3 separate regions of the Homo sapiens genome follow, and all the other regions are linked to region 1. A link is a contact called in ENCODE Hi-C or POLR2A ChIA-PET data. All regions are on one chromosome and are shown on one strand. The core of a region is the stretch at or near the end of the contact, and the rest is flanking DNA. Distances in the headings are between cores, read along the strand shown.

What was found. A loop is a pair of places that touch in the nucleus more often than their neighbours do. ChIA-PET counts read pairs that join two places held with the same protein, here RNA polymerase II (POLR2A). Pooled maps may share reads with other maps.
Region 2: a loop to region 1 is called in a map of CD4-positive, alpha-beta T cell, with 30 times the contacts of the local background. The contact joins the promoter of TRMT13 here to the enhancer-like site in region 1. A Hi-C loop is called at or near these places in 1 of 168 maps with a recorded cell type or tissue (CD4-positive, alpha-beta T cell), 1 of 37 single-sample maps with no recorded cell type and 6 of 50 pooled maps.
Region 3: a loop to region 1 is called in a pooled map, with 4 times the contacts of the local background. The contact joins the promoter of RTCA here to the enhancer-like site in region 1. A Hi-C loop is called at or near these places in 4 of 50 pooled maps. POLR2A ChIA-PET finds 5 or more read pairs at or near these places in 2 of 52 experiments (T-cell and activated naive CD4-positive, alpha-beta T cell).

The regions. Positions count from the first base shown.
Region 1 is chr1:98,869,695-98,874,096 of GRCh38, reverse strand. No RefSeq gene overlaps it. Among named protein-coding and RNA genes, the nearest start is that of PLPPR5-AS1, 130 kb to the left of the region's middle. RefSeq lists an enhancer at 2,405-2,524. Within about 2 kb of position 2,441, at least 7 of the 41 ENCODE cell types and tissues checked have a DNase peak (open chromatin) inside an H3K27ac peak, as active enhancers do; they include CD4-positive, alpha-beta T cell, where a contact is called at or near this core.
Region 2 is chr1:100,130,443-100,134,749 of GRCh38, reverse strand. It overlaps TRMT13 (tRNA methyltransferase 13), which reads right to left and starts at 1,587. Exons shown (of 11, transcript NM_019083.3): 1 at 1,435-1,587. The coding sequence starts at 1,581. SASS6 (SAS-6 centriolar assembly protein) reads left to right here and starts at 1,820. Exons shown (of 17, transcript NM_194292.3): 1 at 1,820-2,000. The coding sequence starts at 1,936. RefSeq lists enhancers at 1,373-1,902, 1,913-2,032, 1,437-2,039, 3,813-3,862 and a silencer at 2,035-2,198.
Region 3 is chr1:100,263,727-100,267,602 of GRCh38, reverse strand. It overlaps RTCA (RNA 3'-terminal phosphate cyclase), which reads right to left and starts at 1,387. Exons shown (of 11, transcript NM_003729.4): 1 at 1,183-1,387; 2 at 979-1,079. The coding sequence starts at 1,227. It overlaps RTCA-AS1 (RTCA antisense RNA 1), which reads left to right and starts at 1,429. Exons shown (of 3, transcript NR_110435.1): 1 at 1,429-1,599; 2 at 1,686-1,774; 3 at 2,356-2,861. RefSeq lists enhancers at 1,219-1,578, 1,147-1,696.

The sequences.
Region 1 (4,402 bases), core at 1,192-3,691:
AGGGTAAAACTCTGCGAAATATTTGAATAGATTTAGTCTGAGCCAAATATGAGTGACCAATGGCCCACAACACAGCTCTCAGGAAATCCTGAGAACATGTGCCTAAGGTAATCAGGCCACAACTTGGTTTTATACATGTTAGGGAGACATAAGACATCAATCATTGCATGTAAGATGTACATTGGTTTGGTCCAAAAAGGTGGGACAACTGGAAGTGGGGGCTTCCAGGTCATGGGTAGATTCAGTGATTTTCTGACTGGCAATTGGCTGAGAGTTAAGTTATTGTCTAAAGACTTAAAATCAGTAGAAAGGAATGTCTAGGTTAAGATAAGGGGTTGTAGAGAACAAGGTTCTAACATGCAGGTGAACACTCCAGGTTGCAGGCTTCAGAGAATAGATTGTAAACGTTTCTTATCAGACTTAAAGAGTCTGTTTTATCAGTCTTAAGGTCTGTGTTGATGCTAATGCCAGTCAGCTGGGCCTGAATTCCAAAAGGGAGGTGGGCATAATGAGGCATGTCCAACTCCGCCTTTCCATCATGGCCTGAGCTAGATTTTCAGGCTAAATTTGGAATGCTCTAGGCCAAGAGAAAGGGTCCATACAGATGTTCAGAGGGGATCAGCATTTTATTTTTGATTTATAAGAGTAACTTTACAATGCAGAAACATGACAAATACTACCTCAACCAGATGATCAAAAATAATATTAATAGCCATAAATCATGTTTATAGTATGTACCCTTCATGTGAAGCACTGAGAATGGCACTTTACCTCTGTAGTCTTCTCAAAACCATAAACCCAATCTAATCATGAGAAAAATATCAATCACATCTCCATTAAGAGACATTCTACAAAATACCTGGTTAGTACCCCTCAAAGTGGTCCAGATCATCAAAAACAATGAAAGCCTGGAACACTGTCATGGCCAAGAAGAGTAAGAAATAAGACAAGCAAACGTAATATGGTATCCTAGATAGGATCCTGGAGCAGAACAAGGACATTAGGTAAAAACTAAGGAAATCAGAAATAAGTATGGACTTTAATTAATAATGTATCACTGAGTTCATTAACTATGAAACACTTGCCAGGTTAATGTAGAATATCCAAAATAAGGTAAACTGGGTTTACTAGGGTATATGGGAATTCTCTTATATCACATTCACAAATTTTTGTATGAATTTTGTGAACCTATTCTAAAATAAAGTTTACTTAAAAATAATGCTTATTATATTAAAATTTTTAAAAACTGTTTTTAAAGATTAGTCAGTGCATCTTCTTCTTGCTGAACTGCCTGAATGTCACAGAAGACTTCCTTTACTATCCAGACTTCAACATCATCTATTGTTTGTTATCAGTTACTCATAAAAATGCCTAAAATCTACTTGGCAGCCTCTCTATGAATATTCATTTACATATTAAGAACTAGACATTGTTGGCCGGGCGCAGTAGCTCACGCCTGTAATCCCAGCACTTTGGGATGCCGAGATGGGAAGATCACGAGGTCAGGAGTTCAAGATCATCCTGGCTAACACGGTGAAACCCCGTCTCTACTAAAAATACAAAAAATTAGCCAGGCGTGGTGGCGGGCGCCTGTAGTCCCAGCTACTGGGGAGGCTGAGGCAGCAGAATGGCGTGAACCCGAGAGGCGGAGCTTACAGTGAGCCGAGTGCACCACTGCACTCCAGCCTGGGCGACAGAGAGAGACTCAGTCTCAAATAAATAAATAAATAAATAAAATTAAAAACTAGACATTGTTGAGAGAGTTGATGAAAAATTAAGAATAATAAAGGGAAACAAGGCTCATGTCTCCCTTAAAGGAACAGGGCTTGCTGCCAGGCTGCAATTCATTTCTAGCACAGCCCTAAATAGGATGCTATTTGTGTGATTTCCATCTCCCTACACTGAAAACAATGGATGAGTTAATTAACCCTCTACACACCCTGAAAACTTGTTCTTTCAAGCATGGATTTTTGACTTCCGACAGGTTTGGAGTGAGACAAATTTGAGTACAGGGCCCTTCCCGTCCCAGGGCAGCCAATTCTCAGTCCTATTTGTTTTTCAACATGAAAGGCTTATTCCAAGATCTACCAAGTATCCTGGGAAATTGGTCTGGGAACCTGCTTAGCTCTACTATTCCTGCCTTATACATAAGTCAAGAAGCTCCAAAGGGTAGCATTTTGATAAATCATTCTTAGTTCATTTTGCCACAACTCTATGTCCCAAGCCCTCGTGGTTTTGTTTTTATTTCTGATTTTATGGCAGACATTGTTAATCTATCACTGAATCCATTCTCACTGAGTAGGCCAGATAGGCAGACAGGCTCATTTCCTGTTTTCATGTGGTTTAGAGAAAAGATCAAAAGCCCTTTACTCAAACTGTAGCTTACCTAACTTCCAGCCAATCAGCAACAAAAAACCCAAGAAGCTATTAACCACAAGTTCCTGCTTTAGGGGGATAGGGACTTCCCTTCGGCTCCACATGTGCAGGTAGCCTTAAACTTTAACTTATAATTGCCCCTCCCCCTCATTTTAATACTAAAAGTCACACAGCCAGTAGTGGAGATTTAAAACGGTAATATTACATGTGGTGTATGAAGAAACATGTAGAGCCATTGCACAAGTGCTAGAAAAAACCCTCCTATACATGCCCTGATGAAATCCTTCCCTATAGAAAGTCCGCATAAAACAAATCCACATACTACCCTCCAGGAGCAGCCTGCCCTTTTCCTTTTGTGGTGCCGACTTCCTTGTGCACAAGCTAAAATAATGCTTTCTCTTTCTCTATGCTGCTATATCTAGTGATCTCTCTTGATTTCTATTGTCATCTTTCTTGAGACATTACAAGAACAAAGGGCACTGATAACACCTGTATGCAGCTTCAGAATCAGGCTTAACTCAGCAACTCAGTGGATAGGGAAGGCACGATTGGCTCAGGCTGGAATCAGGTGGACCTATCTTCCTTATCAGCAGATGAGCAATTATATGAGAAGTCATGATTTACTCTAATGACATTATGTCTTCTCTGGAAGGAAAAAAATTAATCCTAGAGACAGAGCGCCTCAAAGCCAGGATATCGTAAGTGTATTGACAGCTGAACTCAGACAAAATTATGGACGAGACTAAATTAAGTTTCAAGTCTCCTCCCACATGCCCACCTCTTAGTTTCTCCATAATTAAGCCTGCTTGGAGTGATTACCATACTTCATTCCCTTCCAAAATATATTTTTTCTTCTATTTCCTCCACCACAAAACTTAGTAATTTATAGACTCATTGCTTTAAAAATAACCTTTCGGCCTTAGCACACCTTAGACATTTAAGAAAATGCTGGCTTATCTGATAAGTGGGGAAAAAAGTGTCAAGAAAAAAATGCTCATTAGATGCAAGGAGTGCTTCCAATTAGGTAGTTAAATATGCTGAATCCTGTAAATCTTTGTATAGCAACACATGGCAGATTATAACTGCTGGGATGACCCTTACATATAGTGAATATGAAATAGTCAAACAGTAAAGTCCTAGCTAGGTGGCTGGGTGGCACTCCGTTTTAAGTAATTTTTAAAACCAACCACAATATCCCCACTGGGAAATTTGCTACACAGAAAGTGGCCACTGTTTACAGCCATTGGTCACTCTCCAACCCAACAACTCATTTATTCTTCATAACTCTTATCAATATGCAGAAATATTTACTTGTATTATTATTATTTATTACATATGTTCCCTTACTAGAATTTAAGCTTCAAGAAAAAAAGAACCTTGACCATGACTAGATCCTTAGGAACTAAATAAATATTTGTTGAAAGAATAAATGAATCTAAAACCCAAGCCTTTGACAGTACCCCATAATTAAAGCCAGAGATAATTATAGAATCCCATTCTTCTTAGCTACTGAGAAAATTTTAGAAGATACTTTATCAATGTATATGTATAATACATATATTATATACAAATATATGCACATTTTACATAAAGACCAGAAAATATGATGGTATAACTTAATGTTGAAGAGAAAGAAAGGGGCAAAGGGAAAGGCGGCTTTTTAGACACTAAGTAAAATTTGGCCACTTGGTAATTTTCCCTTAGGTAGGACCTCATCAGAAAGCCTACTTAATTTAATGCAGTTGAGATTTTTCCAGGTGTCAGCCTTCATGCTGATGATATTTCTCAAAACTTCTTATTATATCTTTCAAAATAAGCAATTCCAACTTCTTTACTCATCCTTTAGGAGTCCTGTTGTTTCTTCTCTATTGGATCCAGCTATGAATTACTCTGGCACTTGAGATTTCACTTGCACCTTATATCAGAGACTGTGAAAGCAAATGCTTACAAGACCAGGAAGATAACAATAATGAGTGATACCTTGGTCTTTTTGTGAAAATGTTTTTCATTGTATGAATGAGGGGTA
Region 2 (4,307 bases), core at 338-2,837, 1.3 Mb before region 1:
ACTATTTGTTTTCACCTTCCATATATCTGGATAAGGTGGAGTCTAAATCCTTCTCCTATCATAACTCTCATTCTTCAACAAGGGATGTTTGCCAGTCCCCTCAAAACCAGTCAATAGACTATGGGCATAATTCAGAGTTCCCACAACAAATCACGTCTCCCATATTCCAAAACAAGAATGTCCTTGTTTCAGTATGCTTCACTTTTGGTAAATGCCAGTCAAAACAAAATAGGAAGTAGACTACAACTATGATGGAGAGTGGCAGATGAAGGGGGTCAGGGGACTGATCTGCACTGGATATTGTCTAGAAGAATAAATTCCTTAAGAAATAAAATAATGCAAATAATACTGAACATTCAGAAGCATGAAATCTGATGCTGATCGCTTTGGTTTATTCTTTATAGTTCTGTGGAACTATAAGGACATGCTCTCTTCCTATGAGCATTTTGCTCCTCTGGTTTTTATTTTCCCATCTCATATATATCCTAAAGTAATATACATATATACAAATATAAAGTGTTTGATAGTACATTTATATGCATAATTATCAAACAAAATTGTATGCTTTGTTCTCAATTGTAAAAGGTCAATTCGTATATATTTAAAAATCTTTCCTTCCCATTCCAGCAAAGTTGCATTCTTAAAAACTGTAAGTCGAAAAAAATTTTTTTTTCTTTTTTGAGATTCAGTCTGGCTGTCACCCAGGCTGGAATGCAGTGGTGTGATCTTGGATTATTGCCACCTCCACCTCCTGGGTTCAAGCGATTCTCCTGCCTCAGCCTCCCGAGTAGCTGGGGTTACAGGCTCGCACCACCACGATTTTCTTAATTTTAGTAGCTCGCGCCACGGCTGATTTTCTTATTTTTAGTAGAGAGAGGGTTTCATCATGTTGGCCAGGCTGGTCTCGAGCTCCTGACCTCAAGTGATCCGCCCGCCTCGGCCTCCCAAAGTGCTGGGATTACAGGCGTGAGCCACCGCGCCGGGCCTCAAGTCTAAATTTTTAAAAGAAAGTTTCTTCCAACCGCATTCACGAGAAGTGCTTCTCTTTCATGAAATAACAATTAGAACACAACTAGTGAAACCTTTGGGACTTCAATCACTACTTTTTCTAAACTACCACTTTCCAGCAGGAAGACGGAGCGGTAGCTTGGGGTAAAAATTAAAACCTAGCATTACCATGAGTTAAGATCGAGATAAATAGATCAAAATAAATGGGTCACTGCTGGCGCTTTACTTAGAAAAATAAAAAATTTCTCATCACTAGAACTCATAATCGCTCCGCAAGGAGGGCAAAACTGGGTTTATTAAAGTGAAAGCTGGAGAATCCAGGGGACACAAGCAGAAAGCTGTCAAAGAGGGGAGGGGCCGGGTTCCAGCACCGACAGGACCAGGATACTTATTTCCGACTCTTGAGAGAGTAGGGCGATACCACACCTCCGCGGCTCCAGCGTGTTCACCACAAAATCTTTTCCCTGCGGCCACCACCATCCTGCAGAACCGTTTCTTCTTTTCCACATAGTAACCGCATCTACCCTCAGCTGGAAAACCAGGCGCGTGCGGCGACGTCGCGGAGGTCGCCATAATTCTAGGGCTCGCTTCCGGTGTCCAGCATCCGGCAACCAGAAGAAAAGTTAGAAGCTTCCTTCGGGTCTCCTTCCCTTAACAAACATGGCTGCCTCAGCCCCCGCGCCACACAGGTTAATACCCGGAACTACCACAACCGTCTTCCCTTTATCCTCCGCAGAACCGGAAGAATCCGATGGTGGCTGGCGAGGGCCAAGTCTCTTACGCCTTCCCCTCGTTTCTCCCTCCCCGCCTCCTCCGCAGAAGCCGAGCGCCAAACTCAAACTTTATCAGGACCCGGACCTCTCAGGCTAATCCCGAGGGCCGGGCCTGTTGGGCTTTTCTGCACACCAGCCGAGGCAGCGAGCCAACATGAGCCAAGTGCTGTTCCACCAACTAGTCCCGTTGCAGGTGAAATGCAAAGACTGTGAGGAGAGGTAAGGTCCGCGTCATCCAGTGCCCGCGGGTGGCGGTTGGGGTCAGGCCAATGGGGAAAGATGGCGGTTCTGGCCCGTGGGATCCACCTTGCACCTAGGTGTCGAGTCGGCCCCCCTAGGAAGCGGATAGGGAACCCAGAGGGCCCGGTGGTTACCTCTCTCACCAAGTCGGCCGTTGCAGAGGGGACTGGAGGAAGGGTGTGAGGAGTTAGGAAGCCGGCTCACATCAAGTTAATGTCAAAAACCCTACCTGTGCACGGAATCGTGAAGATTATAGCCCTACTCTTCCCTTTTGACAGATAAGAACTCTGGCCCAGAGAAGTTAAAAAAATTTACGTGAGGGCTCACAGCCAGTTCATGGCAGGGTCAGGACTAGAACTCAGGCCTTGGCTCCGAGCCTTTCCCCCTCGTTCTCTTTTGAAGTATGTTGGCAGTAAAGTTCAACTTTTAAAAACCTACCAATTTGGTGGCGTACTTTGGCTCTTCACATCAGTTGCTTTAAAAAAGTAAATTACATTTAACCGACTAAAAATGAGAAAAGCAGAAACGTCATTAATTCATTCAATAAATATTGCCTCCTTGTAAAACACCTTACTGGGCACTGGGAATACAGTGGTCAGGAAAAACAGTCCTTTTCTTCATGGAGTTTACAATCACTGGAGGAAATAAAGACCAGTCGCACAGAGAAGTGCAACTTTGATTAAGGAGGTGGTATTATTGGGGCGTAAATAGATTTGACCAGAGGTCAGGAGACTTACTTTTTTTTTCTCAGTTCTAACACTCAATGGTTGTCTCTTTTTTTCTCTGAACGTTCTTTCCTCATTTGTAAAACTGATATAACATGCGTATTCACGTGTTTGTAATGAGGATCAGGTGTGAAATCTTTTGCGTATTCACGTGTTTGTAATGAGGATCAGGTGTGAAATCGTATGTGAAAACTAAGTGGTGTACAAATGTAACATAAAAAATGAAGACATTGCCTTATTGAGTTGCCAGTAATGTCAAACTGTAGTATATATAGTTCAGAATTCGGTCAAAAATCAATGGCAAGCCGGTCAAGGAGATGGTCCCAAAACCAGCAGCTGCATATGGAGATCTGTAGGTTTAGTTGATCATTCTTTTAATGCTGTCCAGTATGGTAGCCACTAGCCACATGTGGTTATTAGACATTTGAAATGGGGCTTATCTGAATTGTTGTGCTTTACATATGAAAATGCACGTTGGATTTTTAAGACTTACTATGAAAAAAGAATGTAAAATATGTCAATTTTTATATTATGTGTTAAATGGCAATATTTTTGGGTATATTGGGTTAAATACAATGTATTATTAAAATTAATTTCACCTGCTTTTAAAAGTCTTTTTAAAATGTGACTTCTAGAAAATTTAAAAGTAGGCTAGGTATGGTGGCTCACACCCGTAGTCCCAGCACTTTAGGAGGCCAAGACAGGAGGATTGCTTGAGCCTAAGCTTGAGGTTACAGTGAGCTACTATTTGTGCCACTGTACTCCAGCCTGGGTGATAGAGCGAGATCCTGTCTCTGAAAAAAAAAAAAGAAAAAGAAAAAAATTAAAATTACATACCTGGCTCACATTTGTGGCTTACATTGTATCTCCATTGGACAACACTGTTTTAGAATGATTATAGAAAGATAAAGGAGGCCATGACTTTGGTTTCAATATGGAAACTCCTAGATGGTCTCTTTCTGGTTACATTGCCATCACAGTTAATCTAAAAACTCAATTTCTCTGCTTAGAAACCTTTAATATATTCCTATTATCTGTATAATAGGGGTCAGCAAACTGGAGCACATGGGCCAGTTGGCTCACTGTTTTCGTAAATAAACTTTTCTTGGAATACAGCCATGCTCATTTGTTTACATATTGTAGCTGCTTTTGCACAGGAAGGGCAGAGATGAGTAATTGTGACAGAGACCTTATGGCCCGCAAAGCCTAAAATATTTGCTATCTGGCCCTTTACAGAATAATTTGGTGATCCTTGACCTATAGGAAGAACAACCCAGACTCTCTCTCTTTCTCTCTCTCTTTTTTTTTTTTTTTCTAGACAGAGTCTCGCTCTGTTGCCCAGACTGGAGTATTGTAGCACGATTACAGCTCACTGCAGCCTTGACCTCCTGGGCCCAAGGGTTCCCCTCACCTTAGCCTCCTGAGTAGCTGCAATTACAGGCGCATACCACCACGCCTGGCTTTTTTTTGTTGTTAATTTAATTTAAAAGAGACGGGGTCTCCCTGTATTGCCCAGGCTGGTCTTGAACACCTGGGCTCAAGTGATCCTCTCACCCCAGCC
Region 3 (3,876 bases), core at 138-2,637, 1.4 Mb before region 1:
GTGAAGAGGCAAAAAGACAGGCCTGGAGCAGATCCTTTTCTCATGGCTCTCAGAGGAAACCAACCTTGTCAGGACCTTGATCTTGGACTTCCAGCCTCCAGAACTGTGAGGAAATAAATTTCTGTTGTTTAAGCTCCACTCTGTGTGTGGCATTTTGTTATGGCAGCCCTAGCAAACTAATACAACACCTACAGCCTAATGAATTGGATTCCCCTGTTGGTGAACTGGAGGGCTGCAAACTATGACAAAGGCAATTAACATTAACATATCAGTAATTGCCTTTTGGTAATTTCAAAACTGTAGACAAAAGACTGAGACCGCTGATTTATTAAAATGTAATAAATACAGAATACATACAAAGCAATCAGTGTGGCTTCAAACCTGGGTCCTCTTCTAGCAGGTGCATGTACCTGAAGCTCAACTAGTGGCATGCCCAGCTACCCAGACAGAAGAAATAAGGTCAAATGTCAAGGTGTTTCCCTCTCCACAACAGATAATTCTGGTCATAACAGCTCTCTGGAGGTATGAATGAAGGCTGGGATAACACATCTCAGGATTCTTTCCTGTTTTATGATTCTAAAACTGACAGCAGAACCAGAATGCACTGGTTATAAAACAGGGTTTCCTCTGGCGTCACAAGCATTTCTGCCCTATCTATCTTGCCAGCTCATACGTGCTGTTCGGATATTTGGAATGCCCGGTGAGGTGAGAAAACATTTTAAAAGCTAGCTCTTCAGCAAATGACACTATTTAGTCAAACAGAGAAAACTCGAGACCATTTCTAAACTCACCCCTCCAGGCTTTCAAGACTTTACAACCCAGGCCACCGCCCAGGCAGAGTGCCCCGCCCTGGATCGCCCATACCTGCGTCTGGGACCTTCTGGGTTCCACCACTCGGACTCCCGATGCCCCAGCCCGGCAGCCCGACCCCCCGATCCCCCAGCTTCACGGCCCAACTCCCCCTCCAGCCAGATTTACCTCAGGCCTGGCGTGCTCCGGCCGGCTCGGATCTTCTGCACCCGCAAGGGGAGGCCTAGGAGACAGCTCAAGGCCGTAGAGACTCTCAGGATCTGGCCGCCCTGCAAAGGTTGGGGTACAGGGAGAAGAGAAGTAAGCACACCGGTGGTGAGAGCTCCCCTCCTTAGTTAGGCTGCAGCCCCGGCCGCTTCGCTCTGTACTCACCCCTTCCATGATGCTGCCATCGACCTCCACCCGCGGCCCCGCCATGGGGGACACCCTGGGGCCCAGCCCGCAGCGACAAAGCCTCCGCCAGAGCGGGAGAAAGAAGAGACGTTGGCTCCCGCCCAGTAGTTCAGAAACCTTGGTTCATGCCTGGGGCGCAGGAGCCTGACGAGAAAGCGGAAGAAGCGGCGCCTCTCGGGACACTGGAGTCAGCAGAAACGAACCCCCGGGTTCGCCCAGTTCCGCAGTCAGTGCGCATGCGCGTAGCTCGGCTTAAAGGAGCCGCGCTGGGAACACTGCGGTCGGGGCGAGGAAGCTGCCGGGGAAGTGAGATGACGGTCGCGGGGGTGCCCAGGAGCCCTGAAAAACTTGTGCCCTGGGCACGGCAAAATCTGCAGGTTGCAGAAAGTCTCAACTGTAAGATAACTCCTCCAGTTATCCCGCAGGCTTGTGCTTTATCTCTGTTTTGTGGGTAAATATGTGTTTATATCTGTTTTCTCGAGGATCCTGGCATACCCCGAGGTGCCGACTTTTAGAGCTGAAGATGCAAGAAAGATTGGGATCCTGCGATGCACCGAACCTGTCTCTCGAAGTGTGTGCGCCCTGGTACATTGATACTCTTGGCCTTTGGTTCCTTGCGGTGTGCGTGTTTGTGTATGCGGAGTGTGTTATCTTTCTTTCTAGGGTGACACACCATTTATTTGAGAGGCGGGAAAGGCAGAATCACTAGTTTAATATTCTGAAAAGCCAAAGTTATGCCATTTTGCTTGAGAGTGAGTGCAAGCTCTTGACTCCCAGGAACAGTGCAGCTAACAATTCACCTCAGGCGAGGGCAGAAGCAATAGCCAGCTTCTTGGTTCTGCCTGTGGCTCAGTTCCTACATAATTGAGTACCAAATAATATGTAAACCTCTAGGGAAGCAAAAAAGAGTAATTCAGCTTCTACCCCCGAAGTTATTGGAGGTATAATGGAGAGACTGAGACGTAATCAATTACAATGTCATCCTCAATAATAATTAACATGTACTGTATTTAGAGTTTATTATGGGGACAATTACAATATATTAATAATATACTGTAACAATAACAGGCAACACTTATTGAGCACTTAGGTGTTGTGCACTGCATGCATTCATAACATGATAAAGTACTTACTGTTTTTACTGTTTTACAGCTTCCTGTGTTAAACAATTTGCTACAAGGTCACACAATTTTAACTAGAAGACTGAGATGTGAACCTGGGTGGTCTGATGTGAACACCACTGTCTGGTAATCCCAACGCTCTGCTGCTTTGCGACAGAGAATGTTTTAGGGAACACACAGACTATGTACTTAACCAAATCTGGAATTTGCCGTAAGATATTAATCAGAGAAGTAATGATACTTGCATTTTAAAATGAAGGCTTTGGCAGTAGGAGAAGGGTGAATAAGAGGCTTAAGAGCCTGAAGGGAGAAATGCCAATGATACAATTATCCAGCAAGAAATAATCAGAAGTTGAAGTAAGGCAATGATGGTAGGGATGGAATATAAAAAAGCTGTACCCCTATCTGACATCTTTATTGGGGGAACCCGCCCCCAATATTTCAACGTAGGTTCTTTCTATTTTCCATAAGTGTTGGCCAGCTGAGAAATAAAGAGAGACAGTATAAAGAGAGGAATTTTACAGCTGAGCCACCGGGGGTGACATCACATATCGGTAGGACCATGATGCCCGCCTGAGTCTCAGACCAGCAAGTTTTTATTAAGGGTTTCAAAAGGGGAGGGGGTGTAAGAACAGGGAGTAGGTACAAAAGTACAAAGATCACATGCTTCAAAAGGCAAAAAGACCTTACTACTAGTAAGGGTCTAACAAAGATCACATGCTTCTGAGGGAACAGGACAAAGGGCAAAAGCAGAACTACTTATAAGAGTCCAACAAAGATCACAAGGCAAAGGGCAAAAGCAGAGCTACTGATAAGGGTCTATGTTCAGCAGTGCACATATTGTCTTAATAAACATCTTAAATAACAGAAAACAGGGTTCAAGAGCAGAGAACTGGTGTGACCACAAATTTACCAGGGCGGAGTTTTTCCCCACCCTAGTAAGCCTGAGGGTACTGCAGGAGACCAGGGCGTATCTCAGTCCTTATCTCAACCGCGTAAGACAGACATTCCCAGAGCGGCTGTTTATAGACCTCCCCACAGGAATGCATTCCTTTCCCAGGGTATTAATATTTATATTCCTTGCTAGTAAAAGAATTTAGCAATATCTCTCCTACTTGCACATCCATTTATAGGCTCTCTGCAAGAAGAAAAATATGGCTGTTTTTGCCCAACCCCACAGGCAGTCAGACCTTATGGTTGTCTTCCTTTGTTCCCTAAAAATTGCTGTTATTCTGTTCTTATTCAAGGTGCACTGATTTCATATTGTTCAAACACAGATGTTTTACAATCAACTTGTACAGTTAACACAATTATCACAGTGGTCCTGAGGTGATGTACATCCTCAGCTTACGAAGATAACAGGATTAAGAGATTAAAGTAAAGACAGGCATAAGAAATTATAAAAGTATTATTTGGGAACTGATAAATGTCCATGAAATCTTCACAATTTATGTTCCTCTGCCGTGGCTCCAGCCGGTCCCTCCGTTCGGGGTCCCTGACTTCCCGCAACACATCTTAGATTCTTATTACAGAAACTTAACATTCCCAGAAG